Regions from separate parts of the Mus musculus genome. Here all the other regions are linked to region 3. Evidence: chromatin loops called from intact Hi-C (ENCODE). Cell type or tissue: left cerebral cortex. All regions are shown on one strand. Links, peaks and the distances in the headings refer to the core of each region. The heading gives the core; the rest is flanking DNA. Region 1 has its middle 42 kb from the start of Olfr722. Region 2 has its middle 22 kb from the start of Olfr726. Region 3 holds the start of Ttc5 (tetratricopeptide repeat domain 5).

Region 1 (10,752 bases), core at 2,499-7,498, 930 kb after region 3:
AAGTCTCTGGCCATCAAGTGAATCCATTGATAACAGTCCAGGAATTAGTGAAAAATTACACATCTTGCCTTTTCCATGTGTGGTGCCCAAAGTTCTGCCAATTGTGAATGTATCCCTTTACCAGTGCTTTTAGAGATGTTCTAGAAACAGGTTGTAATGTTGTGTTCCAACTTCCAAATAACTCTTCTGGGATTTAACTATAGGGGCCAGATAAAGGCTCCAAAAACATTCCTATCTGCCATTAACACCTCAAATACCATCAGATCTGCTGGATCATATGGTCCAAAAGTGCCAAATCAGCCTGCATAGCAACCTGGACCTGTTGAACAGCCTTTTACTGTTCCAGGTCCCAAGGAAAGCTAGCAGTCTATTTCATGAAATAGTTGGCATATGGGCCAGGGAAATGAGTTCAAGTGAGGAATGTGCTGTCTCCAGAATCTAAATAGGTCCACTAAATATTATGCTTATTTCTTAAAAGGGCAAGGTGCAATAACATGTCTTTCATGTTAAAAGGTATTTATGGGGATGTTTCACAATACTAGAATTCTGGGTTTTCTAAACGTTTCACTGAAGTACCTTGAAGTTTGGTTGAATTTCTTTCTCATGTTCTGATATGCAAATGTATTACCAAAAAGTTCAAAATAATTGTTACTTCCTGCTCACTTGATCCAATCAGCATGTTGTCATCAATATAGTGAACCAATGTGAAATTTTGTGGAAGAGACAGATTATAAAGATTCTATAGAATCAAGTTTTGACATCACAGGGCAGGAGAGCTAATATATCTTTTAGGTAAAACTGTAAAGATATGCTGTTGGTGATGACAACTGAAAGTGAATTACTTATGGTGGTCCTTAAGGACAGGTACCAAGAATGAGGCAGGTGCTAGATCAATAACTGCATAATATGTACCAGGAGATATTTTACTCTGCTCAAAGATACCACATCTAGTACAGCAGCTACAATTGAAGTCACTGCTTTATTGAATTTTCAATACTCATCTCTTACTCTCATATTTCAATAATCTGTGCTGGACAGATAAGAGAGTTAAAGGGAGGTGTAGTGGGAAACACCACCCCAGCCTCTTTCAATCCTTGATGGTGGCATTAATTTCTGTAATTCTTCCAAGTATGTGATAATTCTTTAGATACATTGTACACTGACACAGGCAACTCTAAAAGCTTCCATTTAGCCTTTCATACCATAACAGTCCACGTTACCTAGGTCAGGGAACCAGTGTGAAAATTCTGCCAACTTCTATGTATATCTAACCAATACTGTGTTCTGAAACTAGAGAAATAACTGCAAGACAAGTTTGGAGACCCACTGAACCTACTACAATTTAAACTTTAGTAAACATTTCATTAGTTATGTGACCTACGTAAGGCCCTCTTTAACAGGAGAGCTTCAGTGAGTTGTTTGTTTGTTTGTTTGTGGGGGGGCTTCTTGGTTTTTTGTTTGTTTGTTTGTTTGTTTGTTTTTAGAGTCTCCCATAATCAACACCAATTTAGAACTAGTATCTAGTGTGGCAACTCTTTCATTTGTTTGAAAATATTTCTGCTTATACAGGTCAAACAAAAGTGTAGTAGGTTTCTTATCTGTTTCTTGCTTGGCAACAACATGATTGATTAGCTAATACCAAAAGTACATTTACCACCATAAATATCACTTTGTCTGTGCTGTCCATTATTGACACTGCTTTGCCGATGCTGTGCATTAAGATAACTATTCTAACCTTGACTTTACTGATTTGGTGTTGCCACCTGCCCTCTGCTTGTTTGGGGCCTAATTAAAATCATTGCATTTAATTCATCCAGCTGATCATCAACCCAGGTCTCTAACCTTTAGATGTTTTATGTTGAACAAACAAAAGGGCAACAACAAAGCTCTTTAAATGTGCCAGTGCCCCTTCCACTATTTTTGTCACATAAGAGTAGTGAAGAACATATTTTCTGGGCCTTCTCAATGTGGAATATTATGTTTTATATGACGTACTCACTGTAATATTGCAATTTCCCTAAATCTTAAAATTCCTTCATCACTGGCAATATGTCAGGCATCACCAATTCCTTTTCAGTGGCCCATCTTTTATATTTTATTCTATTTTATTTTTTTTATTTTTTAGTAGTCCATCTTTTAACAAATGCTTTAAACAACCATTCAAATGATCTTTTGAAAGTTGTTTTTTCTTAAACTGTGCAAGCTTCTATGTTGAATCTAGAATCTCCATTCAGTATGCCCATGTCAATAAACTCAGTTTGATCCAGTTTTATATTCCTTCTGCCATTATACCACACCCTTCAAATTTCATTTATATTTCCCAGAGGTCTTTTTGAATAAATTAGCAAACTCATTAAGGTCTTTAGTAGTGTAGCACACCTCTCTATGGAATATACTTTCTATGCCCTCTCTAGGAGCCTGTTTAGACTTAAATCTGGCTATAGATCTAAAGCAGTGGTTCTCAACCTATGGATCATAACGCCTAAAGGGGATCAAATGACCCTTTCACAGAGGTTGTCTAATACCATCTGGAAACACAGATATTTGCAGTATGATTCATAAGAGTAGCAAAATTATAGTTATGAAGTAGCAGCAGAAATAATTTCATATTTGGGGTCACTATAACATGAAGAAGTATATTAAATGGTGGGCAGCATTAGGAAGATTGAGAACCACTGCTCTAGAGTTGATGGGCCTAAGAAACATCAGTGTTGTCTTGCTTAACATCTTTTTAAGAATCTGATAGGGGACTAATATCCAAGATATACAAAGAACTCAAGAAGCCAGACTCCAAAAATTCTAATAACCCTATTAAAAAATGGGGTGCCCAGCTAAACAAAGAATTCTCAACTGAGGAATAACGAAGGGCTGAGAAGTACCTGAAAAAATGTTCAACATCCTTAATCATCAGGGAAATGCAAATCAAAAACAACCCTGAGATTCCACCTCACACCAGTAAGAATGACTAAGATCAAAAATTCAGGTGACAGCAAATGCTGGCAAGGATGTGGAAAAAAAGGAACACTCCTCCATTGCTGGCGGGATTGCAAGCTGGTACACCCACTCTGGAAATCAATTTGGCGGTTCCTCAGAAAATTGGACATAGTACTATCAGAAGATCCAGCAATACCTCTCCTGGGCATATACCCAGAAGATGTTCCAACTTGCAATAAGGACACATGCTCCACTATGTTCATAGCAGCCTTATTTTAATAGCCAGAAGCTGGAAAGAACCTAGATGTCCCTCAACAGAAGAATGGATACAGAAAATGTGGTACATTTACACAATGGAGTACTAACCAGCTATTAAAAACAATGAATTTATGAAATTCTTAGGCAAATGAATGGATCTGTAGGATATCATTCTGACTGAAGTAACCCAATCACAAAAGAACACACATGATATGCATTCCCTGATAAGTGGATATTAGCCCAGAAACTTAGAATACCCAAGATACAATTTGCAAAACACATGAAACTCAAGAAGAAGGAAGGCCAAAGTGTAGATACTTCATTCCTTCTTAGAATGGGAAACAAAATATCCATGGTAGGAGTTACTGAGACAAACTTCTGAGCAGAGTCTGAAGGAACAACCATCCAGAGACTGCTCCACTTGGGGATCCATCCCATAAACAACCACCAACTCAGACACTAGGCAGTTGCCAACAAGAGACTGCTGACAGGAGCCTGATATAGCTGTCTCCTGTGAGGCTCTGCCACTGCCTGGCAAGTACAGAAATGGATGCTCACAGTCATCCATTGGAGGGAGCACAAGGTCCCCAATGAAGGAGCCAGAAAGCCAGGGAGCTAAAAGGGGCTGAAGCCCTGTAGGAGGAACATCAATATGAACTAACCAGTACCCCCAGAGCTCCTTGGAACTATACCACCAATCAAAGAAAACACATGGTGGAACTTGTGGCTCTAACTATGTATGTAGTAGAGGATGTCCTAGTCAGTCATCAATGGGAGGAGGGGCCCTTGGTCCTGTGAAGGTCCTATGCCCCAGTATAGGGGAATGCCAGAACCAGGAATAGGAATGGATGGGTTGGGGAGCAGGGCAGGGGTGCTTAGGGGTTATGGGATTTTTGGAGGGGAAACTAGGAAAGGAGATAACATTTGAAATGTAAATAAAGAAAATATCTAATTAAAAAATCTTCAAGAAAGAAAGAGAGAGAGAGAGAAAGGAAGGAAGGAAGGAAGGAAGGAAGGAAGGAAGGAAGGAAGGAAGGAAGGAAGGAAGGAAGGAAAAGAAAGAAAGAAAGAAAGAAAGAAAGAAAGAAAGAAAGAAAGAAAGAAAGAAAGAAAGAAAGAAAGAAAGAAAGAAAGAAAGAAAGAAAGAAAGAAAGAAAGAAAGAAAGAAAGAAAGAAAGAAAGAAAGAAAGAAATAAATGTCACTGCTGGTTAGCACACAAGGAAGGATTAATTTCCTCAAAGGCAGAAAGGGCAGTATCAGAGGGGGTTGGAGGTAGGAGTCCATCTTCTGCTGAGAGTGAAGAGACTACTTCCTTAGGTGAGATAAATCCTAGAGAATCTGAGAAACCCAGGCACTTGGATTTTAGTTAGTTCCAGATGTACTCAAATTGATAATCAAGAAAATAGCCATCACAAATCCTTTAGGTCAGCAATTTCCTGGAGTTTTAGTTGACAACAGCACCACCTACTGCAAAATTTGAGGAAGTGCCATCTTTGCACATGGTGACTGCAGATAATGCCTCAGACAAGACCTGGATGCCATGTGTCATTATGTATAACAATCCTTATAGTTATCTGCACTTTAAAGTGTAAACATCTTTGTGATGATTTCTTTGACATTTTTAGAGAGAATTAGGCTCAAGATTCTGAATTGCAGTTGTTCCTGTCTGCAGCACCCCTCCTGGGAGCCTAGCTGAATGGGGATGGGAAGTGTCTGTCACAGATGACTCACGAGAGGAAACATCATTAATTCAGTTCCTCTTGTCTGAATAACACATTTATGTGTATATTTGACTTTGTGAAATTCCTTCTTCTTTGGGATTTTGTCCCATAAAAAATTGGCAACTGTAACCTAAATAAAAAGAGTCTGAAACTTAGAATATTTATGAGGCATCTCTTTGTCACCTTGGGGGGAAACACACACACACACACACACACACACACACACATGCTATTTCCTGATGCCTCATGTCCAGGTGAGAAGATGCTCAGATGCTGAGATGAGGCAGCCAGTCCTGTGGTACAGAGCTTACACAGTACAGGCAAAATTCTGACCCAGGTCCCCAACACTACAAAAATAAAGGTGTAGAGACCCTAGAGACAGTATTGGTTGTGACTGGTGTCAAACATCAACCCCATCTGGTGTGAACATTCACATGCAGTGCCTTTGAGTTTTAGAGCAGTTATTATCCTAAAAGTGAATCCATTTTTGCTTTCTCTCAGGTCTTTGCTTAACCAGAGGGGGAGGGAAAAGGAGAAGGAGGTGGAAATGGAGGAGAAGAAGGAGGAGAATAAAAAGAAGAAAGAAAGGAAGGAAGGAAGAGGGGGGGGAGAGAAAGAACTCATTCATTCCCAAGGCTGTGATTTACATTTTTTCAACTTATGCTGATGTAAGTTGCATAATGTGATTACTACCAGTGCAACTGAATTGTCTTCTTCAATAGGGAGAAGAAAAACAGGTATTAAAAATGAGGAAACAGGGCAGGGGTGGTGATTAACAGCATTAATCCCAGCACTCAGAAAACAGAGGTGAGCAGAACTATGAGTTTGAGATCATTTGTCTGTTTAACAAGGGTACCTAGTGTGTCTCTGTGTGGACAGAGGGTACAGAGATGAAGAGAGAGGTAGAAAGAGGAGAGAGAGAAAAAAGAGAGGGAGAGAAAGGAGAAAGAGAGAGAATGATAATGAATATGGGGAAACAAGTGAGTGAGTGATAACTCATCCATAGACACTTAAAACCAAGCCTGGTGACCTTAGTTTTGTCCATGAAAGCTACATGATTAAAAGAGAATCAGACCAGAATGTTTTCCACTAACCCCCAAATGCACACCCACATGCATACATACATATATGCATGCATACATACATACATACATACATACATACATACATACATACATACATATACACATATATACAATAATTTAGGTTTTAGTATTTAAAAATGGAGTCTTCCAGTGTGTGGTGGTGTACAACTTTAAGTTCTAGCACATGATGGGAGTTAGAGGCCGGCAGATCTCTTTGAGTTCAGTGTCAACTGGGTCTTTATAGTGAGTTCCAGATCATCAAGGGGTACATAGAGAAAGCTTGCCAAAAATAAATAAATAAATAAATAAATAAATAAATAAATAAATAAATAAATAAATAAATAAATGGAAGGCCCAGATCTAGGATCTCTGATTATCAGTTTTGCATATGGAACATGGAACAAGTTACAAATGACCATAAGCCCCACCTTCCCAGGTAGTAAAAAGGGTTTACTAATTACAACATATAACCCAGTTATGTTTGTTATGGGGACAAGTGTGATAGAGGCGTGGTAGACGTTAAAGGATAATGAAAAATTCAGGAAGTATTCTCTCATCTCAAATTCAACTAGAAAGCTTGTTACATCTTTCAGTCTCTTTATACACCAGCAAGTATATATTTGAGAGGCATGTGCATTCCAAGAATAGTTGTAGGTTTACAAACACAGAGGACCTGGATTTCACTGTGATTCAAACTTTATTTTAGATATTTTAGATGAAGTGATTGAGAGGATTGTAAGAACAACCTCATGGTAGGCTGAAACCCAGGTCGCCAGGGAACTGGCCTGGGATCCAGGTGAGGGGTCTGCCACCCATGGGTCACCTCTATTTTGGAATCCTGCCATTTGCACAGTTCTACACAATTCAGACTTTTCAGAAGAAACCTGGAGATTAAGACCTGTATGGAGGAGGAAGCTTCCCTGAAATTCCCTAGCAGTATGGCAGCAGGCTTCTTCCCTAGTGGGGACAAAACATAGAGGAAGGAGTGGTGTGTTGGTAAAGTATAACAAAGGTATAAAGGTGTCTTTGTGTGGTCACCTTAGATTTTGCATGCACATGGCCTACAATGTGCATACAGTACTGGCAGATATCTTTTATTTCAACTCTCATAAAGTGATCTGACTGTCACAGAGTGCTTTTACTGTTTTTTATCATGTTTCCTAGATATAGCTAGCCTATAACTGGGACTCACCTATAATTTTCATATATTAATAAGTGTGCATAGGTAAATGCAGTGTATAGGACATAAATGTACATATATGTATGTACATTCAGGTCAGCCATAGGACAAACTCAGATACCATTCTTTGGTAACCATCCACATTTATTGTTTGTTTGAGACAGAGGCTTTCAATGTCTGACATTCACCAATTAGGGGCATGCAGCTACACATGAATAATAAAGAAATAAAAATATAAGTTTTTTGAAAAGCTAACAAGTTCATTCCAGGGCTCATCAACAGGAACATCCAGGTGGCTTTTCCTGAACAGAAACCATTTGCTCTGTTTGTCACTCCTGGTTTTTTCCATTTCCTAGAGTGTCTTCTTTGAGAAGACCATTTGCTCTCTAAGCCAGTTTTACCTCTTGTAAGCCACACTTACCACTGCACTGCCTGTGCCTCTGCAATCTACTACAGTCTAAGTCACTGTTCCCACTAACACAAGGTTTGGGCTACATCCAGAATTCCTCTTTTTCCACCTCATGGCTAAATGGGGAAGATCTAGTGAAGTTGCTGGAGTAAGATGTAAGTGAGGGGCAGTGGAAGGTAAAGATAAACAATGCAGTCAGTAAGAAATAAGTTCATGAGCCATGTTCTCAAGCCATGAGAGCTTGGAGCTATAGTTACAGTCCTTCCTGACAGACACTTCCCCTCTTATCCTATATGCTGGTCTTTAGCAATATAAATGCTGCTGAATTAAGGGCATAAATTTATTTTAGCATATATGAAAAAATAAACTTGGCATGATTATTGTATGCCTATCATCTCACTATTGAGGATTGGAGGCAAGAGGATCAGAGGTTTAATCATTCTTGGAAACATAGGGAGTATGAGAACAGTTTAAACTACATGAGACCCTGTCTCAGAAAGAAAGAAAGAAAGAAAGAAAGAAAGAAAGAAAGAAAGAAAGAAAGAAAGAAAGAAAGAAAGAAAGAAAGAAAGAAAGAAAGAAAGAAAGAAAGAAAGGGATAAAAAATTAATTTGATTTTTGGAATCAGGAAATATGTCTATCAAATATCTTTCACTGAAATATTTCACCTTAGTGCATTACCTACTTCTGTTAGGGTTCTGAATATTATAATATATGAAGTATTTCACAGCTCTTTTAATTATAGATGGATGATGGCAATACAGGTCATTCTCTAGTTGAAAATTTAGTGGTGGAATGACCCTTGTCCTTTGGAAAGAGGCAGCCTTACATCCTTCATTTGCATCACTAGCTCCTCACTCCAGATAAATCTATAATCTAGAGTCTACAATCTAATGTCTAAATTGAGTCAGTGGTGGCTCCTGATTCCTTCATAAATTAATGAAATAGAGGAAATCTTTTACATATGATAGCCATGGTTATATATTCTTTTAAAATATATCCTTTAGTGATATGAATATTGGTGGACCCTCAAAATGTCATTTAATCACAGTAACCCCAAGGCAACCATCCTGTAGAGAGGTACAATGCCCTATAAGTCTTATGATAAAGAGATCCATGTGGTAGTGTCCTATATTCTTTAAGGTGATTTCACAGCAAACTTTCTGCAGTGAGTAGTTGCTGTGGATACTTAGTTGCCAAGAATTCACAAAACCCACCCTGTTTCAAATAGCTGCTACCTTCACTCAAGGAAAACTTGAAAATTCAAGTATTACTAATTCAAAGTGATTTTCATCCCTACAGAGAAACTCAAATGTTAAGTATTAAGTCAAAATCTCCACAGTGGTGAGTATGCCTTCATTTTCAGTTCCTTCCCAGGGTCTTAATAATTGATATTATCATAAGTGGCTGTAGAGAATCTTTATGTGAATTGAATTGGAAGGCCAATTACTTGGTTGCTCTGACTGTTAGTACAAGAGTGAAGTGCAGGCCTGGGGAATAGGCTCAGTGGATGAGGAGCATGCTGAGCAAGCTTAAAGAATTGTGTCAGGAGGGCTTCCTGGCCAGCGGAGTTGCCTGACACCCGCAAGGGCCCACACAGGATTCCCCACGGGATCCTAAGACCTCTGGTGAGTGGAACACAGCGCCGGCCCCAATCCAATCGCGCGGAACCTGAGACTGCAGTACATAGGGAAGCAGACTGCCCGGGCCTGACCCGGGGCAAAAGCCCCTTCCGCTCCACTCCAGCCCAGGGCTTCCTGGCCAGCGGAGTTGCCTGACACCCGCAAGGGCCCACACAGGATTCCCCACGGGATCCTAAGACCTCTGGTGAGTGGAGCACAGCGCCGGCCCCAATCCAATCGCGCGGAACCTGAGACTGCAGTACATAGGGAAGCAGACTGCCCGGGCCTGACCCGGGACAAAAGCCCCTTCTGCTCCACTCCAGCCCAGGGCTTCTTTGCCAGCAGAGTCGCCTGACACCTGCAAGGGCCCACACAGGATTCCCCACGGGATCCTAAGACCTCTAGTGAGTGGAACACAACTTCTGCCAGGAGTCCGGTTCGAACACCAGATATCTGGGTACCTTCCCTGCAAGAAGAGAGCTTTCCTGCAGAGAATACTCTACCCACTGAAACCAAGGAGAGTGCTACCCTCCCAGGTCTGCTTATAGAGGCTAACAGAGTCACCTGAAGTACAAGCTCTTAACAGAGACAACTATAACAGCTAGCTTCAGAGATTACCAGATGGCGAGAGGCAAACGTAAGAATCCTACTAACAGAAATCAAGACCACTCACCATCATCAGAACGCAGCACTCCCACCCCACCTAGTCCTAGGCACCCCAACACAACCGAAAATCTAGACCCAGATTTAAAAGCATTTTTCATGATGATGATAAAGGACATCAAGGAGGACTTTCATAAGTCACTTAAAGAATTACAGGAGAGCACTGCTAAAGAGTTACAGGCCCTTAAAGAAAAGCAGGAAAACACAGCCAAACAGGTAGAAGTCCTTAAAGAAAAACAGGAAAACACATCCAAACAGGTAATGGAAATGAACAAAACCATACTAGAACTAAAAAGGGAAGTAGACACAGTAAAGAAAACCTAAAGCGAGGCAACGCTGGAGATAGAAACCCTAGGAAAGAGATCTGGAACCATAGATGCGAGCATCAGCAACAGAATACAAGAAATGGAAGAGAGAATCTCAGGTGCAGAAGATTCCATAGAGAACATCGACACAACAGTCAAAGAAAATACAAAATGCAAAAGGATCCTAACTCAAAACATCCAGGAAATCCAGGACACAATGAGAATACCAAACCTACGCATAATAGGAGTGGGTGAGAATGAAGATTTTCAACTCAAAGGACCAGCAAACATCTTCAACAAAATAATTGAAGAAAACTTCCCAAACATAAAGAAAGAGATGCCCATGATCATACAAGAAGCCTACAGACCTCCAAATAGACTGGACCAGAAAAGAAATTCCTCCCGACACATAATAATCAGAACAACAAATGCACTAAATAAAGATAGAATATTAAAAGCAGTAAGGGAGAAAGGTCAAGTAACATATAAAGGAAGGCCTATCAGAATTACACCAGACTTTTCACCAGAGACTATGAAAGTCAGAAGAGCCTGGACAGATGTTATACAGACACTA
Region 2 (10,752 bases), core at 2,514-7,513, 720 kb after region 3:
GGCATAAGGCACTGCGGAGCCAGCACCATCTTATGATGGTAAATGTTATTGCGGCTCTCCACATCTCCCCCTTTATGTTTTATAAAAATGAGGCTGGTCAAGGCCTCTGTAGTTACGTCCATCTGCTGTGGCCCCTGTTTTAGGTCGTTCCTCTAATATCACAGCCTTACCCGGGTAACCCTATCACCACTGGGCCCCATTGTCTTAGGTTGGTCTGTGCACGAGGAAAGTTGCCCGTCTCTGGATACCACAGTGCTGTGTGACAATAACTGCTAAATGGGCTAGGGTGAACTCTACAAAAGAGGCCAGCAAAAAATGAATTAGTGGGAAAATCATGATCACCCTATCGCATGCAAAGAGGAAACCTCAGCGGTGCACAAGGGCTGATCAATGATCCTTGAGTTTTTCTCATCCCAATGCAATGTATCCACAAACCCGTGGGATGCAAAGGCAGAGAACTCAGATGCTGACTAATTCTTGAGAATAGATAACCAAATTTCAGGGGAGGTGCCTTGCTCTATGGCAGCAAGTGCTTGAGCAATTACCCCCTTGTCACGTTTCTGCTGAGATCTGAGTTTGCAAACCAGCCATAGAATAAACACTAGTCCACAACACAGGGTTGTGCCGAACAGGGCCACCCCCACCCATTCTTTGAAGTGAGAAAAATGCAAAGGTAAGTCAAGAGGTGAAGTCTCTAAGGGTCACTGGTTCCACTCTGGTTCCAATAAGGTTCAGGATCTGTATCTGCAGCTTTGTCTGCAACCTATAAAAGAATTATTAGTATACCTAACAGGAGTAATGCACATCTGTAAAGTTGATGCCACACAACTCATTTGTATGATATCTATCATCTGTTCCATGTTATATTGTAAAATACCTACTCTTTGATTCACTAACATTAATCCTGAGGCAGTATGAGAATCCACCCTTTGCAGGGTAAGCAATGCCTCAGACGTTTTTCTGTTATCTGACTTATGGTATCAGCAGTATTGACTTGATAGGCCATAGCAATTTCTGCAGTAACCATGGATGCTGCGGACACTGCAATGGCAGTAACAGTGGCGGCTGTGATTCCAAAATCTCTCTTCTGCCGGACAATACTCATGATTGGGAACTTCTTGGATCTGCCTCAACAGGCACAGGGACAAAGGTTGGTAAATGTACCATTAAGGCTAAGAATTTAGTTTCATTCCAGCATTGTGTCATAAAACAATTGGCATTTGTATAATCTAACCATTCTGTATTATATTGAAATTTAGCCAATATAAAGAAAAATGAAAATTGAAACAGACTTTTATTGGAGGAGTAGTCATATTTCTAATAACTATTAGATGTCACATTATCCAAATGAGTAGAGATATTGGAAAGTGTGGCAGAAACATTCAATATCTCATCAAAGGTTCCAGTCAACAGTGCAAAGGTTGACAAACTGGTACTAGCATCTATCTCATTACTTAAAATCCATTGGTAATATGGCCAAATATTTTCTTTCCCTGTAGCATCTCCTTTATCATACCTTACAGCATAGTCTAATGGTGATGACAAAACGAAACCCTTTGCTAATTCTTTTTGAGGAAAAACATTTGATTGACAAGGTAAAAATACTACAGGAAATGCGAGGTCTGAATGACCAAGGTATGCTGCATATAGCAGTAGCATTGCCAACAGGCTATCGTGATCTTTTGGGAATAGTCACATTTCCCTTTATCATGATAGTGGTGATGTTTATATATGAAGTTACATTATTTTTAACATCACCTGATCTTGGTTGTGGCCCTTGAGCAGTTTGCATTAAAGCATTAAATAACACTCCAGAGCTCACTTTATTTTGGATAATGGGATCTGCCCAATTAGCGATAATCTTTTTCTTTAAAAATATATAGGGTATAAAAGGTTTATCCACATTATGCACAAAGCATAGTGTATAATTTAAATGAAAACTAGTACTCTTATAAACCCATGTCTCTTGAGGAGTTTGTCGTGCATAAGGCACATCTAAAAAACATTCCTTTGCAAAAAGTAAAGACTAGGTAGAAGAATTGGATTGTACCGGTAAAGGAACTGGCCATGATCTTTACTTTGGCCCACAAGGGTATACTTATCCCGGTCTCAATCGTCAGGAGTAAGAATAACAGGATCATCTTGGAATTCATATTGCTCTTTCACGGTCCTTGTCAGTCGCATCAGGACCCAAAGTAGATTTTCTTCATCCTGTGGAAAAAACACAAATATCTCCCCGGGATCTGATTAAGATAGGATCCGGGCCATACTATTTATTATCAAGGACATTTTTCCATTTGACCATTTCATTGGGTGATTGAGGCCATTGTCCGTGCCTTTCAGTTGGTGATCTCCCAGCATCATCCAATTTTAAAAAATTAAAAGCAAATATTGCAAGGGATAGAGCCACGTTTGGTGTCATAGCCTCTATTCCCCCTTTGTTTTTGAAAATATTGTTTCAAGGTATGATGAACTCTTTCAGTGATGCCTTGGCCCTGTGGATTATAGGGCAATCCAGTAATATGTTTCACTTGCATTTGTTTGCAAAATTGACTAAATTTAGAAGAGGTATATGTAGGACCATTGTCTGTCTACAGCACTAGAGGCTTGCCCCATGTAATCCAAGCATCTAAGCAGTGGGATATGACATGAACTTCTTTTTTTCCTGTCAAGGGATAGGCATATAGGACACCAGAGCTGGTATCGATGGACACATGTACATATTGTAAGTCACATCCATCTGCCAAACATCTAGGGGGTCACAATCCAGAGGATTAACGCCCACAGAAGGTGTGTTAATAAATTTTACACATTTACCTCACTGTAGAACAATATCTCGAGCTTCTGTTCATGTGAGCCTAAACTTTTGTCGTAATGTAGAAGCATGAACATGATAAAGTTAATGAAAAATTTTAGCACCTTTTATAGAACTTTATGATAGGAAAACCGTATCTCTGGCGGCTGAATCAGCAATTGCATTTTCCTTGACCATAGGTTTAGGTAAAGATGTATATGCTCTAATATGTTGAATATAAAAGGGATGCTCACACATTAAAATGCAATCTTGTATTTTCATCAAAATTTTAGATACTGAACTAGACTGTTTAAAATTTTTGGCAGTCTCTAATGTTAATACAGCATTAACTACATAAACAGAATCAGAGATAATATTTATGGGCATAAGGAATCCTTTTTAAAAACTTTTAAAACCACCAAACATTCCACCAGTTGAGGGGCTCTTGGTGTAAATTGAAACCTCACAGCTTTTCCATTAATCACATAATTTCCAATTCCTGTTTTGGATCCATCTGTATAAATATCAGTAGCTCCCTTTATAGGGGTAATAGCCATCACCTTTGGAAAGATAATAAAGGATGTTTAGGATAATGATTATTTATTAAACCAGAATAACTGTATCTAAGACTGGTCCATTTATCTATAGTAGCACACAATATTTGCATTTATGTAGCAGCATATGGAATAATTATGCTACCAGGCATTTTTTTTAAGTGAGTAATAGAACTTTTAATACCTTTATGGGCCATATTTGCCACCATGGTGGGATAATGCTCTATAGTCTTATTAGGGGATAAATGTGGATGTATTCATACTAAAGGACCATCTTGCCATAACATAGCAGTTGGCAAATTTATGGTTCGTAATATGCATAGGCATGAAGGTTCTTGCTCATTTATATGACTCAACTGTGCCTTTTGGATAGCTGTTTCCACCTTCCTAAGAGTTTTAGAAGCCTCAGGTGTTAGTTGTTTCAATGAGGTAATGTGTGATTCTCCTTTTAAAATTTGAAATAAAGGTTTTAATTCTGAAGTAGGGATCCTTAAATAAGGTTTAATCAAATTTATATCTCCTTTATAATTTTTAAAAATTATTCAATGTCTTTAAATTATCTTTTTTTATACTAATCTTTTGTGGGGTGACACACCATAAAGTAATGGTGGCTCCTAAAAAATGACCAACAATAGACTGCTGTACTTTTCTGGTGCAATAATCAAGCCATTATTTTTAAAGTTTGATTAAACAAGCCATAGGCTTGCTGTATATTTTCTTCTTTAGGTTCACAAATTACAATATCATTTATATAGTGGCATACCTTTAAAGAGGGGAAACCATCTCTAACTGGCTGTAAAGCCTTTTCCACATATAACTGACATATGGCAGGGCCACCTACCATTCCTTGGGGCAATACTCACCATTGATACCCTTACTTAGGCTCCATATGATTAATAGAAGGCAAGGTTAATTCAGATTTAGGTTCATCTTTTCCACTTAATGGAATGGAAAAGAAACAATCTTCAACATCCACCACTATAATTTTCTAATCCTTAGGTAGAGCTGAGAGTAGGGAGAGCCCTTTTTGTATAGGACACATAACTTACATTTGTGCATTAATGGCTCTTAGGTCATGTAACAATCTCCACTTATCTGATTTCTTCTTTACAACGAAAATAGGGGAACTTCAGGGTGATTGTGTGAGTTCCACATGTCCCAGGTCTAATTATTTTAGTACTAATTCTTTAGCTGCTTTTTTAACTGGAGAAACTCTACCTTGTAAGTTGTTTCTAAGGCCTAGTTCAGGTATATATCCATTTCTCTCATCATTTTCTTGCTTTTCTGAGAGTAATCTCTTCCCCATAGATATACAGGTAAAGGGAGTACATAAAGTTGAAAAAGCCCTGACCTTCCTTCTTTATCTTTCCAATGTAAAGATTTTGTACTTATAGGTGGGTAGCCTCATATCCTAATCCTTGTAAGCTATTTGATGATTGATTAACAGGCCAAGAAGCAGGCCACCAGTTTTCCTTCTATTTGTAATTGTAAAGTGGGACGATTATCCAAATCCAAAGATATGTAGGCCACATTAGTTCCTGTAGAACCAAGTCCTTTATTTCCTCTGGGATTCTGGCTACTAGAGAACATGTTATGCAAACTAGGAGGGATCAACAACTGAACAATGTGATCTCCAGGAGAAATGGCCACAATACCTTGGGGTGCAGAACACATAATAAGGGACTTCTAAAATCTGAGGGAATAGGTTGGCACCCCATTTATGGTGTCTGGAATGCTCTATGCATTTGAGTTTTTTGTTTGTTTGTTTGTTTGTTTGTTTGTTTGTTTGTTTTTTGCTGTTGCACTTTAAGCTGAGGTATTGGCCTTTCTGTTATAACTCTGGTTGATCTGTAATTATCTATTTAATATCTTTCTTTTCCACATTTTGAGCAAATGTCTGGTAATTTCTTTTTAAACCTATTTTGCACAAGACCTGTTTTCTTTTTTGTTGTTGTTGTTAAGAATGACTCCAGCCCGAGTTCCCAATTTTAAGCTAACTTTCTGTTACAAGCAAAAGGCTGCCTGTCCCTTTAAGAGCTGATTCCCAGCCACAGTGCTTCCTGCTGTACAGCCAGCAGATAATGTTTTATTTTTTCTCAACATGAAACACAGACAACAATTATTCATTCATTCAAACGAAAAACAAACACGAATCGACAGACACATGGACAATTTTTGATGCATCAAAAATAGACAATACACAGACAGAGAATATAACTTGGTGTCTCAAATGGCAACTAGAGCTAAGCTGCACAGTGGCTGTTTACTGTATAGCTGCTCCACCTACTGGCTCCTAGGTGACCAGGCGGCAAGCCGAGCGTCTCCACCTCCTGCCTCTGGCCCCTGGCGGCCCCAGCAAGCCCACGCCCGCCCAAGCCCAGCGAGGAGCCGCGGGGCCCCGCCGTTTGTCTCTAAGTCTTACGAGCTCCTTGGGGGTGGCGGTTCCCCAGTTGTGGTGGAAGTGTGCCTGGCGGTCCCAGCCCGGCCCACGTGCCTCCCGCCGGAGCGCCAGATGTAGGGAGGGGGGCGGGGGATGGGAGAGCGGTCGCGCCATGGGAGGGTCAAGCCCGTGCAAGTGGGATGGGCAGAGAGTGTGGCGACAGGCATCTGGCTTCCTGGGCCCCAGGATTTTGTGAATGCTGTTGCCAGGGGCTGTAACACTCAGGGTGGGATGGTTCGGCACCGCACAGAGACACGCTGCCCCACCTCCCGAGCCAACTTTCCCACCGGGCCTTCCCAGCCATCCCGGAGCCAGTCGTGGTGCACCGCCATGGTGGAAGTGCGCTTGGCGCCTGGTGCCAGACAGCGGGGCAGTCCTCCGCCGACCCCAGCCCGGTCCCCGGCCATGTGCCTCCACCGTACTGCTTCCTGCGCCTGCCGCCAGAGCGCAGGACGCAGGGAAAAAGGGGCGGGGAATGCGCGCGGGTAGAGAAGTTTTCGCAGCGTGCTGCCAGCACGGTTGGACTTGTGCCTTTCTTTTTTGCTCCTTACCTTTGGACAGAAGCCCTAAACGGGCAGATACTTAGCAGCTTAGGGTGGAACCTTCTGAAAAAAGATAACTCTTAAAATGAAAGCAGTTAATAACAGACGGGATGCAAGGGAAGTGCAGGCAAGCACCCTTGCCCTTCAGAGGCTGCCCGCACTCGCCGCCCGCACTTGCCATAGCACCGCTCCCTCTCCCCACATTACAGCTATTTCTTCTTTTGTCCCCACCACCCTTGGCACTTCTCCCCCACGTCCGCAGAAGCGGCGGCTCGCCCGTGGGGCTCTGAAAGGTGTGCCACTACTCTTGTCTCTTTCTCCTTCTTCTTTACCTCTCCCAGGGGCAACTCTGACCCCTATCTAAGTGCTCCCTTTTTTGAGCTCTTTACACCACTCTGTTTCTGGCATCTGTTGTACATGTCTCTCAGAGTTTACCTCCGCCATGGTTCTGTATCTTCTCCTCTGGAGCAGAGGGCCTTCTCTTTGGCGCTAGCCGATGGTGAGGTGGTCCCGGGTTTTCTGCGCCAAATGTCCTGAGCTTTGTCCCTGCCCGCAGGAATGCACACAGGACACAAGATCCTTCCATGGCTACCCTTTATTACATCTTGATGAGAAAGGCGAAAAGGCTCAGAAACGTGTTGCTTAAATACCCTCTGGTGTGATGTGCCTAACTATGACTGGTAGCTCCACCCACAATCTCCCAAGCCCCGGGGTGGGCTAGTGACTTTTGGCGGGCTTTTGCTCCTAGCACATGCACATATAGCTAGTTCTTTGTTTAGGTGGCATAAGGCACTGCGGAGCCAGCACCATCTTATGATGGTAAATGTTATTGCTGCTCTCCACAGTTTTGTGTCAACTTGACACAGGATGGAGTTTTCACAGAGACAGGATCTTCAGTTGGGGAAATGCCTCCATGAGATCCATCTGTAAGACATTTTCTCAATTAGTGATCAAGGTAGGAGGTCCACTTGTGGGTGGTGCCATCTCTGGGCTGGTAGTCTTGGTTCTATAAGAGAACAGGTTAAGTAAGCCAGAGGAAGCAAGCCAGTAAAGGACATCCCTCCATGACCTCTGCATCAGCTTCTGCTAACTGACCTGCTTGAGTTCCAGTCCTAACTTCCTTCAGTGATGAACAGCAATGTGGAAATGTAAGCCAAATAAACCCTTTTCTCCCCGACTTGCTTCTTATTCGTGATGTCTTGTCCAGGAATAGAAACCCTGACTAAGACACTCAATATTGTCAACTTGAATCAAGGTTATTAACTGCTCACCATGGGAAATGATGTCATATTTTGAGTCATAGTAGTTGTCTCTGTTGTTGATAGAGCTGGCACTCAGAAACAGTTGTAACTATGACAGTTTTGATGAGTGGAAATCTAGCCCATGAATAACCTCCATCTCTGCTAACATGGAACTTCTTTCATGAGCCCATTAAGAAGTAACAGGAATAGACAGAAAATGAGGCTGACTGTTCATAGACTGGGTTATCCTATTTACTTAATCATTGAATACCTCCTAAGTGGAATTCACCTGTTGGGACACAAGTATCTTCAAATCTTATGCACATTCAAAGAGATCTATGAAAATACTGCTTCTACAAATATATTTTTCATCATATTTCCAATCATGCTCTTTGGAAGCAGCAAGCCATTGGCTGCAGACCATGAACTTGCACGCAATCATATGTCTAGTCATTTCTCCTTCCAAAAAAATTGTATAACCATGTGTACTACCTGAAGTTCATCCATCACAAAGATTTCTCTTCACCACTGCCTTTCAGGACAGTTCCAAAAAGTTGTTTTAATTGTACAACTCTCCACATCACAGTAAACAACACTCTAGTCTTTTCTTCATCAGTCTGACAATCAGAGAGTACAGCACATGAAGTTATATGTGCATGAATGGGAACAAAAGACAATATAATCACTTATAGAAACACTTATACGTGGAAAACTTATTTTAACTTGCTTGTGACTTCAGAATCCTCTCTGTCCAGAGCGTGTATATACCACTTCCAGTTCATAATGGATTGCTGCTGTGGATACTCTATGCTTTCATAGGTCAGTTAATACCAAGGTCACCATGGGAGGCTCATGGTAAATTGGCAGCCTGTTATCAAATGTTTAGTTTTTAATTAATGCCCATTAGAAGGACAAGAGATGTCTATAAATGACAAAATGTTTTCTTGTGATAATTATCACAATAAAGCATAAGGAGTGACAACACCGAAACTCCTTTTGTAAAGTTCATGTCTGTTACAAAGTACCTGTGACCTCTTCCACAAGAATAGTTTCTATTGATTGAGAACCTAGTTATCTCCAAGTTGTAGAAGAGACTCAATCCTGAATCCAAAAGGTCTCCTCTGTGATTAACATATGGGGGATCTTCCAAGGTCTCCAAATAGCTTCCCTGTATACTACTGAAACCTTAAATATTGTCAGGTCTACAGAATTATAAGGTTGGAGTAGTAGAGGAACCTTCACAGTGGGCTAGACATGTTGAAGAGCATTTTCCTATTCTCTGTTTACAGGCAGAAGTTTTCCAAGTGATTTGGCATATGTTAAAGTAGCACATCGAAATGAATAATATGCTGACTTCAGAAACCAAGTAGGCCTCAGTAAATGTGCTTTTTTCTTAATTGTTGAACAGGCAGGTATGGAATATACTCTTCACCGTAGAAGGAATATCTCTACTTGCCAACAAACACTGGACTCCTAAAATTTTCACTGAGGTATAAGGCCTTTAAACTTCCTTTGGATCTCTTTCCCATCCTCTGGTGTATATACCAAGCTCAAATGCAATTCTTGGAGTTAGAGATCCAAATCAACTTCTCACTCCAGCTCACTTGACTAAATCAGCATAATGCCATCCATATAGTGGACCAGTTTTATGTTTTGTGGAAGAGACAGCTGATAAAAATTCCTTCAAACTAAGTTATAACACATGAATTGAGAATTAATCTGTCCTTGGGGTAAAACCATGAATGTATACTGCTGGCCTTGCCAACTGAAATCAAATTGCTTCTGGTGGTCCTCATGGACAAGGTATTAAGAAAAAATCCCTGCATACCAGGATCATGAGAAATGTTAATCTGATCAAGTAAGGATATACATCATGTATAGCAGATGCAATCAGAGTCAAAATTGACTAATCTTGTGATTGTAAAGTTTAATTTTTTGTGACAGACCGGATAGAAAAGTTGAAAAGAGATGTGGTAAAAACCAAAACCCTTGTGTCTTTCAAGTCCTTGAAAATGGCACAAATTTCCTCAATTCCTCAAAATATGCAATGTTGGTTTTAGTTCACTATTTACCCTAGCATTTCTAATGCCTTCCAATTGGCCTTTCCAATAACAGTAGCTTGTTTTCCAAATGTCAGGAAATAAATTTGTGAACTCTGAGGAGGTCTAAAAATATCTAACACAAATATGCATTCTGTAACTGGGAGAAGCAGGATAAATTGTGCATCCACTGGATATTATGTAAATATGACTTCAGTCAAAACTTCAATAATCACCTGACTTCCATAATTCCATACCTTTTCTACACAGCCACATGCTTTTGGGCTCTACTATAGTCAGTGTCAATTCAGAATCAATAGCAAATATATCCTGAAGTGTCCAATTATTTCCTTCCTCCCAGTACACTTACCAACCTTGACCAGCAGGTTTTTCTTAAGTGACAGGGTCTTAATGAGGAAGAACAGGGAAGAGAACATAAATAAGGTAAGAGAACTAGGACCAAGATGTCTATAACAAGATGATGAATCACAGCAAGGAAGTTTATTAAGATGTACAACATCTTACATACAGTTTTTAGGAGGAAAATGGTATGAAGTCCACAGGAAGCCAACTAAGCAATGTTGTAGGAGGTGAACACAAAATATCAAGTGTCAAAAATAAAGTACAGAGTGACCTTAGGAATAATAACTATAGTACCTTAGGATAAGAAGAGATGGGTTCTCAGGATCAAGTCACAAATTCTTCCCAAGGCTTTGTCAAGCATGTTCCAGGTTCAAGTAACTATGTTCCTTCTCCATGCATCAGAGTCTCAGGGAAAGCCGTGGATCTAACTTGGATCTCAAAATTGCATTTGTAAAGGATTTAGGTCTCTCTAATGAAGGGTTGTAGTAAGGATAACAATAAAATTAGTGTATTTTAACAAGGCACTTCCTCAGTCTAATGTGTCCATTATTTCATTCAAGGGGATCTGAGTCTGAAAACTGGCCCAAGTTTGGAACTTAGCTCATGGGCCCATACTCCCTCGTATAATGATCCAGTGAAGTTTTTCATATTTTTCTGAGAATGTTTCTCCTTATACAAATCAATCAAAAGTTTAGTAGGCTTCTTAATATATTTTATTCCTAGAAACATGACAACTGAATAGTCAGTAGCAAAGTGCATAGGAATCATGCTACCATAGA
Region 3 (10,752 bases), core at 2,542-7,541:
TCAACGTGTAGGATGACTCAGGATCTTTTCTGATTGGTGGGTGAATGTTGGCTCATTCCCAGTGGCACAGGTGTTTTTTCCCTCAGTATTAATATAATGTATAAATTGGCATACACAAGCCTCTTGTGATGGACTTTCCCAAGTACTCCTGTAATTTTGGAGTTAAAGGTTGAGGAGAAAGGTTCAGAGGGACAGTGTTCCAGGGTGGAACTGAGATGAGAAGAGTATGCAGACAGAGCCCCATGGCTAGGTGTAGTGGCGTGAGCCTTTAGTTCAGCATGTGGAAGGCAGAGGCAGGCGCATCTCTGCCAACTGCTCTACAAACCTGCTTCAGGACTAGAGTTTAACCCAGTCTAAAAGCAAGTTTGCCTAGCTGCTGCTGCTGCTGCTGCTTCTTCTTCTTCTTCTTCTTCTTCTTCTTCTTCTTCTTCTTCTTCTTCTTCTTCTTCTTCTTCTTCTTCTTCTTCCTTTTTTTTTTTTAAATAAATGGCCATTGAACCCCTTTTAAAAACATCCTTATACATGTTTTTAATTCCTTTGTGCTTTTAAAATTTTTTTTATTTTTTTGTTTTTAAAATTTTTTTCAAGACAGGGTTTCTCTGTATAGCCTTGGCTGTCCTGGAACTCACTCTGTAGACCAGGCTGGCCTCAAACTTAGAAATCTGTCTGTCTCTGCCTCCCAAGTGCTGGGATTAAAGGCATGTGCCACCACTGCCCAGCTTTGTGTGTGTGTGTGCACCACATGTACACTGCCCATGGAGTCCAGAAGAGGGTAGGATCCTGAAACTGGATGATTGTGAACCACTATGTGAGGGCTAGGAACAAAAGCTCAGTCTGCTACAGGAGCACAAAGTGCTCTTAACCCCCGAGCCTTTCCTCCAGACCTCTTCTTAGCTTTTGATCCTTGCTGTCTTTTGGCAGATGAAGTCAGCTAGTCCTCTCCTTGAAGTATGTTAAAGCCAAGGAAGGTGTGGTAGAAATGGTCAGATGTTTATTCTGTCTGCTTGATTTTTACAGAGGGGATAGTATATTCCATGGTAGGGGAAAGCGGAGTGACATGCCCTTTGGTCTAGGAGATGAGTTTAAGGTAATTATACTATCCATCTTGTAGGAGTTGAATTTTGTTAATATATATTTAGTGGTTATGAGTTTTGTTCCTAAAGATCTTTTAAGAAATATTCTTATATTCTCCCCTCATTTCCTCCCCTAGGGAATAACTCAAAGTTTTCTTTGGACCATATACCAGTTGGAAATCAAGGTGGTGGAGATGAAGATGTTCAGTTCAGACCATTTTTTGTGTGTTCTCCCACAGCGCCTGAACCCATTAACAACTTCTTTAGTTTTGCATCTCCAAGCCATGAAGCAGAGCAGCAAGTCTGCAGCAGGGCCTTTAAAGCAAAAAGAATTTAGCTCATTTTTCATTCCTGCATCCCTGAGTTCTCTTCACATTTCGACCTTAGAAGAAGTTGGCTTGCAGTAGGGCGTGTGGCTTCCTGTTTGGTTTCTTGATTGTTAGCTTAGGGCATGGGCATTTCATGAATCTCAGTCTCTACGTTTGTCATTGCTCACACAATCACATTGTTGCACAGATCCTGATTCAGACCAAGCTGTGTTTATGCTCATAGAAGCCTCAGTGTTATGTTTCCCTGGAGCTTTGGATTGATTCTACCGTGTTTATGTTAAATGTGTGCATTGATTTTTCTCTGCTAGTATATTTCTGTAAAAATAATGGTCTTGGAAAATGATGGCCAAAAATGATAGTCTTGGAAAATGGTGGCTTTCCATTAACATGTATTTTAACAGTCATGTATTTTCATTTGTGTTACTTTGTTTTGGAGGTGCACTTATGCCAGTGAATGAATGTGCAATTTGATGCATATGAATTGTTTATATGTAAAAATAATTTATACTGATAAAGTTATTTGTTGATTTCATTGTTATTTGTTTCAAAATAAAACTGCTTCTTTACTTTTTCTTTTTTCTTTTCTTTTTGGCTTTTTGAGACAGGGTTTCTCTGTGTAACCCTGGCTGTCTTGGAACTCACTTTGTAGACCAGGCTGGCCTTGAACTCAGAAGTCTGCCGGCCTCTGCTTCCAAAATGCTGGAATTAAAGGCGTGAGCCACCACCACCCGGCATATTTTTATTTTTAATTATCTGTGTCCCTGTGCACAAGAGTGTGAAGACTTTGGTCTCTAGCATTCTAATTACCTAATCTAAAATGCTGAATAAAGGCCATCTTTATTGAGCTGTACAGCAAATATAGTCATGAGGACCCAAGTGGTGGTGATGTACAACTTTTATCTCAGGAGACAGAGGCAAGCAGATTTCTAAGTTTGAGGCCAGCCTGGTCTACAGAGTGAATTCTAGGACAGCCAGGGCTGCACAGAGAAACCCTGTCTCAAGAACCTATACAAACCAAAAAGGACCAAGTAGCTTTTGCTTAGTCTTCTATGCAAATCTTATAAGGGAGAAAATTGTTTTTCTGGCCTTGCTTACAGAACATTGCTAAGGCTGTGAATTCAGGTGAGCCCGGAGATGCACTGGAGGTCCAGAGTGTAGTAAGACTGACTCTACAGTGTTCTCTTGGTTCAGTCAATTCTGAACAGGTTGACTATAAAGTACGAGTGGTTCCTACTTAGAAATGACCTCAAAGCACATTAACATGGTTACAGATTAGGTGAAAGATTTGTGAAGGTCAACTTTAATCAGAACTTATCAAGCCATTCCTATACTAGTGCTGCTGACTATAAGAAGGTATATTAATGCTTTTAAACAGTTTTTCTTTATCAAGTACTATTTCTGACTTATAGGGTAATTGTGCCTAGTTAGTACATTCAATTAGTGTTCCACTAGAGGGCGAACAGTAACTGGATTCCAAGGGTTTTCCCTCCACATACACCAGTGTGAGACGGAGTTAACCTTTCTAGCTTTGTTTTTGTGGAGACATTATTATTATTATTTTTCAGGCCTGAGCTTACTATGGAGATGGTCAGTGAATTTTGCCAGATAAGGACACTTGGTGACAGTCTGTTTCCAGAGGTTGGGGATGGTGGGGGCAAGACCCACAGTAGCTGTGGGTCTTAAAGGTGGCATCAATGGTGGCCTTGGCAAAGTTGTCCATGGTGGCAAGTACAGCCCCTGGTTGATGGGTAGCAGTTATCAATACTGGCCAGCAATCATGAGCTTCTTGGGGACAGGAGCAGAGACATGCCAGTGCCTCTGGGAGCAGGGATAAGATGCACCAACAGAGACACAGTGACTTGTCATCTTGCATGGCACAGTGTGGGGCTTGCCAGTCTTGCTTCCCTAGTCGCCTTTCTGCACAGGGCAGAAAGCTTGGTTGAGATGATTGCCCCTTGATGGCATTGCCTACCTCCCTGAAGCACCTAACACCAAGACCAATAAGTGAAAATACATATTTTATAGCTAGTAAAAAGATTTTAGATTATAGTTTAAGAAATATTCTTTCTATGAGATTTTTCAATTTTGTTGGAAAAATATAAGGAAATAGGCATCTTGAACAGTTTGAAATATAAGTAGGGTAAATTTGAAAAAAATTTAATTATAAACTGTCAGGAATATTATGTTTCTTAAAAAAGTTAATTTTAATTTGCATGTCAGGCTTTTCATTTTTTATGATTTCTTTTTTTTTTTTTTTACCTTATGTGCATTAGTGTTTTTGCCTGCATGCATGTATGCCTGTGTAAGTGTGTCAGATAGCTTAGAACTGGAATTATAGTCAGTTGTGGTCTGCCATGTGGGTGTTAGGAACTGAACCTGGATCCTCTGGAAAGGCAGCAAGTGCTCTTAACTACTGCACCATCTCGACTGCCCCATTGTGGGCTCTTTTAAAGGCATGAAAAAAAGCAGAGGGAATTGTAGGCTTAGATTTTTTTTTCAAAACGTACTTTAATAAGGGTCCTTAAATTCTTTAACTTCACTTCTAGCCTCCCACCCACCAGAGGTCATGCAAAAGAAAGGTTATTAGGACACGGGAAGTGGACCTGTTTAGTTTAGAAAGAGTTCTTTGGGTGATTCCAATCTTTGTTGTCAGCATTATCAGCAGTTCACTCTACTAGCAAACTACCACACACCAATCAGCAGATGCAGTTCCATCCACTCAGCAGACACCACATACGAGTTCAGCAGCTGTAGCTGGATTCAGAATAAACTGAGAGGCTCTGCTGGGTCGGTGTGGAGTCTGTGGAAATGGCAAGAAGCCGTCGGAATATCATGAGAAGTTCTTGGGTGAGTTACTCTCTGTTAAGATCAGTGAGAAGCAGAGATCAGCAAGGTGGTGCAAGGCCTAGAGCGCTATCAACTGAGACTAGCGAGGTGCAAGATGAGCCAAAGCACAAGCCTTGTCCCACTCACTGTCTGTGGGATCATATTTATATTCTTTCTCAAGTGTCTGCTTCAGCTAAACATCCTCTCACCTGTGTCTGCTTCAGCCAAACATCCTTTCACCTGTCTGCCCCAGCAAAGCATTATGACCTGAGTCTCCAGAAATTTCCACTTCAGGAAATGATCACTTTTTTTCTTTGTCTCTGCTGCACAGTCTTTTTGGAAGCATTTGGAGGTGTTTAATGTCTTTTTGCAGAGATAATTTTTTTAGCAAAGGAATTTTAAAAGTTTTAAGATTGTGGTTGGATGTGGTGATGCCTGTCTGTAATCTCAGGACTTAGAAGGCAGAGACAGGAGGAACTCCTTGAGTTCGAGGTCAGCCTGATCTACATACAGACTTTCAGACAATTGAGGTTACATAGTGAGACCGTGTCTCAAAACTTAAAAACCAGGGGTAACGAATGTCTATAATCCAAGCACTTGGAAGTGGTTGCAGGAAGATCAGGGATTCAAGGTTATTTTTGGCTACATAGCAAGTTCCAGGCCAGCTTGGGATATATCAGACTCTGTCTCAAACAAACAGAAGGTTTAAATTTTTCATTTTTGAATAGGCAATTCATGTTCAAGGTAAAAAATGGAAAATACACTGAGAAGACTTCTCAAGTCACCTGCAGTTCTCAATCCCTGTTTCTCTCTTCAGAGATGGTTTATTACAGAAATAATAAACATGAGAACATTATTAATGTACAGTATGGTGGCATGCCAGCCTCAAACATAGTAGACTTATTAGGATCATACATTAAAAAGCTAAAAATTACACGTGCAGATATCTTCAGTTGGTATATATTCAGACAAGTTCCCTTGCAGGGAGTTCTCTTCCAAATACCACCTGACATGCATACTTTCATAGTCGGCCTTGCTTTCTAAGAGTGATGTAAAAAAGGACAAGAATATACAAAACAAAACAAAAAAATGAATGGAATTAATTTAAGAACATTTTGATTCCAGAATTTGGGAAGGGAATTATAAAACTAGGAAATTTATTTATGAAACCGAAAGTGATCACAAACTCAGCAGGTGTTTGTTATCCCAGTTTGAGGGTTTGTGGCAAAAGTCCAGCCTGGACAACATAGCCACGTTGATCTACGTGGCCAATCTGATCTACTTGGTGGGTGAGATTCTGTCGCAATAAAAAGAAGCAAAACAAAACCCCAAAGCAGTTCTAGGGCATCTTTGAGACACCAAGTTCTGGATTAAGTTGGGTTGTAGCTGTGTCTCTGAGGCGCAGATGGGCCTCCGGAGCCCCAGGGGTCGCTGTGGTTTCAGCGTAGGCATGGCTGAGTCTCTGTGGTTGAAAAGTTGGGGGAGGAGACGCTGAGAGCGGCTGGGATGATGGCTGATGAAGAGGAAGAAGCGAAGCACGTCTTGCAGAAATTGCAGGTGAGGCTGTGAGTTAAAATCTTTTGGCTCCTTGCTCTGAAAGGAGGAAGTGCAGTGGTCAGGGCCCGGGCGGCGGAGTGCGGCGGTTCAGCCGGTGCTGAGGGCTGCTCGGTGGGCGCCCGGAGGGAGTCTGCCCACCGGGTTTCCTCGGTAACAAGTAGCTTTGTACGCGGAGTGGCAGGTGGCTGCCGACTGTTAACCGAGTTGTTTGTGCTCCACAGCAGCAGCCATTTCTTTAGCATCTTTCTGCATTGAACTTGGCCACACTCAGAAATAGACTGCAGAACAGATGCCCTGGTTGTTGGTTTTCGGATTTGTCGAGTTAATCTCTTAACCCCACCCACTCCCCAGGTGACTATTGTGGAAAGGCAGAGAGGAGTTTCCTTCAAGTATGCGTTTTTATTTTTGTTTTTAATAGTTAAGATTTTCTTTAAGCCTCCGAAACTTAGTTTGTGGTCGAAGACATCCTTGCATTTAAACTAGATACACTTCTAGCAATTTTGTTTGTTGTTTTGAATCAGGGTCGCCTGGAACTGGCTTTACAGGCCACGCTGGCCTCGAACTCCTAAAGATCTACTTGTCTCTGCCTCGCAGGTGGTGAGATGAAAGGCCTGAGCCACCAAATCTAACAAAATTTAAAGCATTGATTAGGTTTCTTTGTTTCTTGTGGGAGTTAAAAGAACACTCAGAACATGGACTTTGGTTAACTATTCCTTAGTGGGATTGGCAGAAGTCAGATTTTTAATCCTATCGGCAGCGAGACTTTGGATGCACTTTGTACATTTGTATGCATAGGAAAGAAATACAAAACGTTATGCAGAATGGTGTTGTCCTTGAGGCTATTTGGAGTGGCCGTGAATCACTTCCTGTTTTCACACTTTCCTATTCATTAACAACTCATTTGTGTTGCTGTTGCCACCACAGAAGTTTGTTCAGCAAAATCAAAACGACTAAAACACAACAATAACACTTTCCTTTAACTTTACAGCCATGCTCATTGCATGACAAAAAGAAACTGGCTGTGACTGTTGCTTAGAACTCTCTTAAAAATTCCACAAATTGTGTTCCACAGATCATGTTGACCATTTTATTATTATTATAGAACAGAGTAGAGCATGCTGACTTTATATATGTGCTGAAACCAGTCTCTTCAGGACCTGTTTTTCCTGGGAATAATATACATAAAGTTAAGAAATACTTATAAAGAAGGTGTCAGCTTATTGTTTTTATCAGGGTAGGACTTTACTTATGCATACGAATTTGTTAATAACATAGGCACTACATTAGTTAATTTAACCACTGTATTTAATGTGAGTTGATCATGACCCAGCCCTTGTTCTAGTGATTAAGTATAGCCCTAATCAACAAGAAATTCTTTCCATTATGGAACTTACATCAGCCATTTCAGAAAGTAATGAATGAATAGGCCATATCATTTAAAATGATAGGCATTTTGGAAAAAAAAAAGTGTGATTAACTAGAGAGGAGGAGAGGAAGGCACTAATTAGGTTTAGGTCAGCGGTCCTCAACCTTCCTAATGCTGTGACCCCTTAATATAATTCCTCATGTTGTGGTGATCAGGACTATAACATTATTTTTGTTGCTACTTCATAACTGTAGTTTTGCTCCTGTTCTGAATAGTAATGTAAATATCTGATGTGCAGAATCTCTGATATGTGACCCCTGTGAGAGGGGTCAATCTCCAAGAGGTCTCCACCCCCAGGGCGGAGAACTGCTGCTCTAGGAAGTGTGCTGATTAGTTAGTTGTTTTTTTTTTTTTTTTCAACTTGACACAAATTGGATCATCTGAGAAGACTGAACCTCAATTGAGAAAATGTCTCATTTGGTCTGTGAGCATTTTTAAAAAATTATTATTATTAATGATTGATGATGTGTGAGGGTTCAGCCCGCTGTGGGCAGTACCATCTTTGGGCAAATGGTCCTGGACTGTTTAAGAAAGCAGGCTGATGGGGGCTGGAGAGATGGCTAAATGGTTGAGAGAGCACTGGCTGCTCTTCTAGAGGACCCAGGTTCAATTCCCAGCACCCACATGGCTCCAGGGGATCCAATACCCTTACACAGACGTACATGCAGGGAAAACATCAGGGCTGACCAGCCTGAAAAGCAGATCAGTGAGCATCAGTCCTCCTGGACCTGCTTCATTTCCTGCCTCCAGGGTCCAGCCTTGCTGTGACATCCCCTGAAGGCTGACAATTTGGAGGCTTTCCTTTCCTCCCCAAAGTGTTTGTCTTTTGTTTCTTGTTTTCTTCTTTTATCATGGAAGTGAAAGCAAAGTAGGATAATAGGGCAAGCCTTTCTGAGAAGTTGACATCTCAGCTTCTATGGAGTTGATCATGAGTGCTTAGAAGCATTTAACATTTGCTTGAGAAAAAAATGCAAGAGAATCAGAAGATGCCCCAAGTAAACAAGAAAAACCTCTCAAAGTTCTCCCAAAATACCAAGGTCACCAAGTTCAAGTTGGTTGCTTTGTTGTGGAAAACAAGGCCTTCCTTACAGGTTTGTCACAGTTAGAAAGGCCATGTATTTTTCATTTATCAGCATGTGAAAAAATAATGGATACTTAAAAAAGAAAACAAACAAACAAACAAAAAAACAAGTGCTGTTTTATTTTGGGTGTAGTGGTTTTTGTTGTTTTCTGTTTGTTTGCTTTTTTGTTTTTTGTTGGTACTGGGAATGAGACTCAGAGTGCCTTATGCATGCTATATCTGTGAGATAACAGAGCTTAAAAGTCTATTTTTCAGTACTCACCTCCCACCCCCATCTTAGTTACTGTTCTATTACTGTGAAGAGACACCGTGATCACAGTAACTCTTAAAAAGAGCATTTAATTGGGCTGACTTATGGTTTCATAGTCTGTTATCATGGTGGGGAGCATGGTGGCCCACAGGCAGACATGGTGCTGGAGAAGTATTTGAGAGTTCTACGTCCAGATCTGCAGGCAGCAGGAAGAGAGAGACTTCGAGTCGACTTGGGCTTTTGAAACCTCAAAACCCACTCCCAGTGATGCACTTCCTCCAACCAGGCCACACCTCCTAATCCTTTCAAGTAGTGCCACTCCCTGGTAACCAAGTATTCAAATCTCTGAGCCTGTGGGGGCCATCTTTATTTAAACCACACCCCCTTTGTTGTTGTTTTGAGACTGGTCTCTCTATGTAGCCCTGGCTGTAAAGGAGTGTGTCACTATGAATGCTCTGTGTGTGTGTATGTGTATATGTGAGTATGTGTGTGTATGTGTGTATGTATGTGTGTATGTGTGTATTGGGTATATGACAGGGCACATGTGTAGAGGTCAGAGGACAGCTAGCAGGAGTCTCCCTTCCCTGTGTAGGTTCTGGAGCCCAAGACATCAGTCTTGGCAGTAGACAGGCACCTCTACTCATAGGGACCATCTCTCCTACCCAGAAGTCCAGCTTTAAGGGCCAAACTGCAAAGTTTAGTTCTTTTGGGGGCCAGGATAAGATAAAAGAGTCTTATTGACTTTGGCTTATTTCAAGTCTCAAGGTGTCTCTCTCCCATCTGCGGTGTGAGCAGTGCTTGGTCATATGGGAGCCCTGCCTGAGCTGGAGAGGTCTGTTCACGTGTAGTGCTGAGGGACCTTTGTGGGACAGCTTGGGACCACGAGATCCTGTAATCCTGGCTCTTCCTCCTGATCTGTAGCACTTGGGAGGACTGGGGACCCTCATGTTGCTCTGTTCCACACACGAGATAGGAGACCCAGTGTTGCTAGGCCAGGGCTTATAAGATAATGTGAAACCTCTTTGTCAGGTGCTCTCTCCATTGGATGATACCGTTCTTGTCTTGTTTGCTAGGGACTGGTGGATCGGCTCTACTGTTTTCGAGACAGTTACTTTGAGACACATAGTGTCGAAGATGCAGGACGGAAGCAGCAGGATGTACAGGAAGAGATGGAGAAGACCCTGCAGCAGATGGAGGAAGTACTCGGTATGAGCACCAAGGAACGTTCACCCTTCTGCCCTTCACTGAAGTGTGGTAGTGCTGTACTCTTTCTCTGTGGACTGTGTGGTATCCTGTGTGTGGCTGCCTTAGGTTAGCACAGAGTATTGTTGTGCCCCAGGGTGGATAACAACACTGACTCCAGAGGTTTGATTATAGCAAATGGTAGAAAAGAACGTACTTTCTCCTTCCCCTCTTCTTCCTCTTCCTCCGCCTTCTTTTTTTTTTTTTTTTTTTTTTTTTTGTGACAGGGTCTAACTATATTGCCCTGGCTGTTCTAGAATTTGAATGTAGATCAAGCTGGCCATGAAGTGAATGTAGACCAGGCTGCCCTTGAAATCATCTTGGAACGTAGTGCCTCTGGTTCGGTTCCCAATGTTAGGATTACAGGGTTGTTCTGCCACACCTGCACGGTCAGGTGTCCTTGAACATTCTAGTAACGAAGTGTTTGAAGTCTAGTCCTTTGACCTGATGTACAGTACCCCCTACCTGATGTACAATACCCCCTAGCTCTTTCCTAAGCTTTGCTCTAAGGCTTGTTGGCTGAGGACATTGAATCACTGCTTCTGTTTCTCTAGGAAATTTTCTACCTCTGTTTAAATTGCGTATCTGATCTTCTAACTTTGGTACATCATGAGTGTAAATTTTTTTTTTTTTGGTTTTTCTTTTCTTTCTTTTGTTTTTTTTTCTGAAACAGGGTTTCTCTGTGTAGCCCTGGCTTTTCTGGAACTTACTTTGTAGACCAGGCTGGCCTCAAACTCAGAAATCCGCCTGCCTCTGCCTCCTGAGTGCTGTGATTAAAGGCGTGCACCACCACTGCCAGCACATGAATGTAAAGTATTTTTGAAGTGTGTCCTTATGATTCTCTGGATTTCCGTGGTGTCTGTTGTGATGTCCCTCTTTTTATCTGTAATTTTATTAATGCATCTTCTTTCCTGTCTTTAAGTTAATTTGGCTACTGGTTTATGAGTCTTACTGATTTCCTCCCCGCC

What was found. Peaks named below come from ENCODE experiments on the same cell type or tissue, not always from the same donor. Only the 100,000 strongest peaks of a DNase experiment are listed, where the experiment ranks them.
Region 1: it touches region 3 in a loop (4-fold over the local background); 7 of 42 quality-filtered maps call a loop at or near these places.
Region 2: a loop joins it to region 3, with 5 times the contacts of the local background. A loop is called at or near these places in 7 of 42 quality-filtered maps.

The regions. Positions count from the first base shown.
Region 1 is chr14:49,854,495-49,865,246 of GRCm38, reverse strand. No RefSeq gene overlaps it. Among named protein-coding and RNA genes, the nearest start is that of Olfr722, 42 kb to the left of the region's middle. In left cerebral cortex, for the core only: a CTCF peak has its summit at 4,658; a DNase peak (open chromatin) is centred at 4,660.
Region 2 is chr14:50,057,557-50,068,308 of GRCm38, reverse strand. No RefSeq gene overlaps it. Among named protein-coding and RNA genes, the nearest start is that of Olfr726, 22 kb to the left of the region's middle. In left cerebral cortex, for the core only: a CTCF peak has its summit at 5,632 (motif pointing left); DNase peaks (open chromatin) are centred at 5,435, 5,664, 6,196 and 7,091; H3K4me3 peaks cover 1,441 bases.
Region 3 is chr14:50,780,471-50,791,222 of GRCm38, reverse strand. It overlaps Ttc5 (tetratricopeptide repeat domain 5), which reads left to right and starts at 5,703. Exons shown (of 10, transcript NM_001080949.2): 1 at 5,703-5,785; 2 at 9,616-9,748. The coding sequence starts at 5,735. Ccnb1ip1 (cyclin B1 interacting protein 1) reads left to right here. Exons shown (of 4, transcript NM_001111119.1): 4 at 1,211-1,974. The coding sequence ends at 1,410. In left cerebral cortex, for the core only: CTCF peaks have their summits at 2,837 (motif pointing right) and 5,653; a DNase peak (open chromatin) is centred at 5,680; H3K4me3 peaks cover 1,327 bases; H3K27ac peaks cover 525 bases.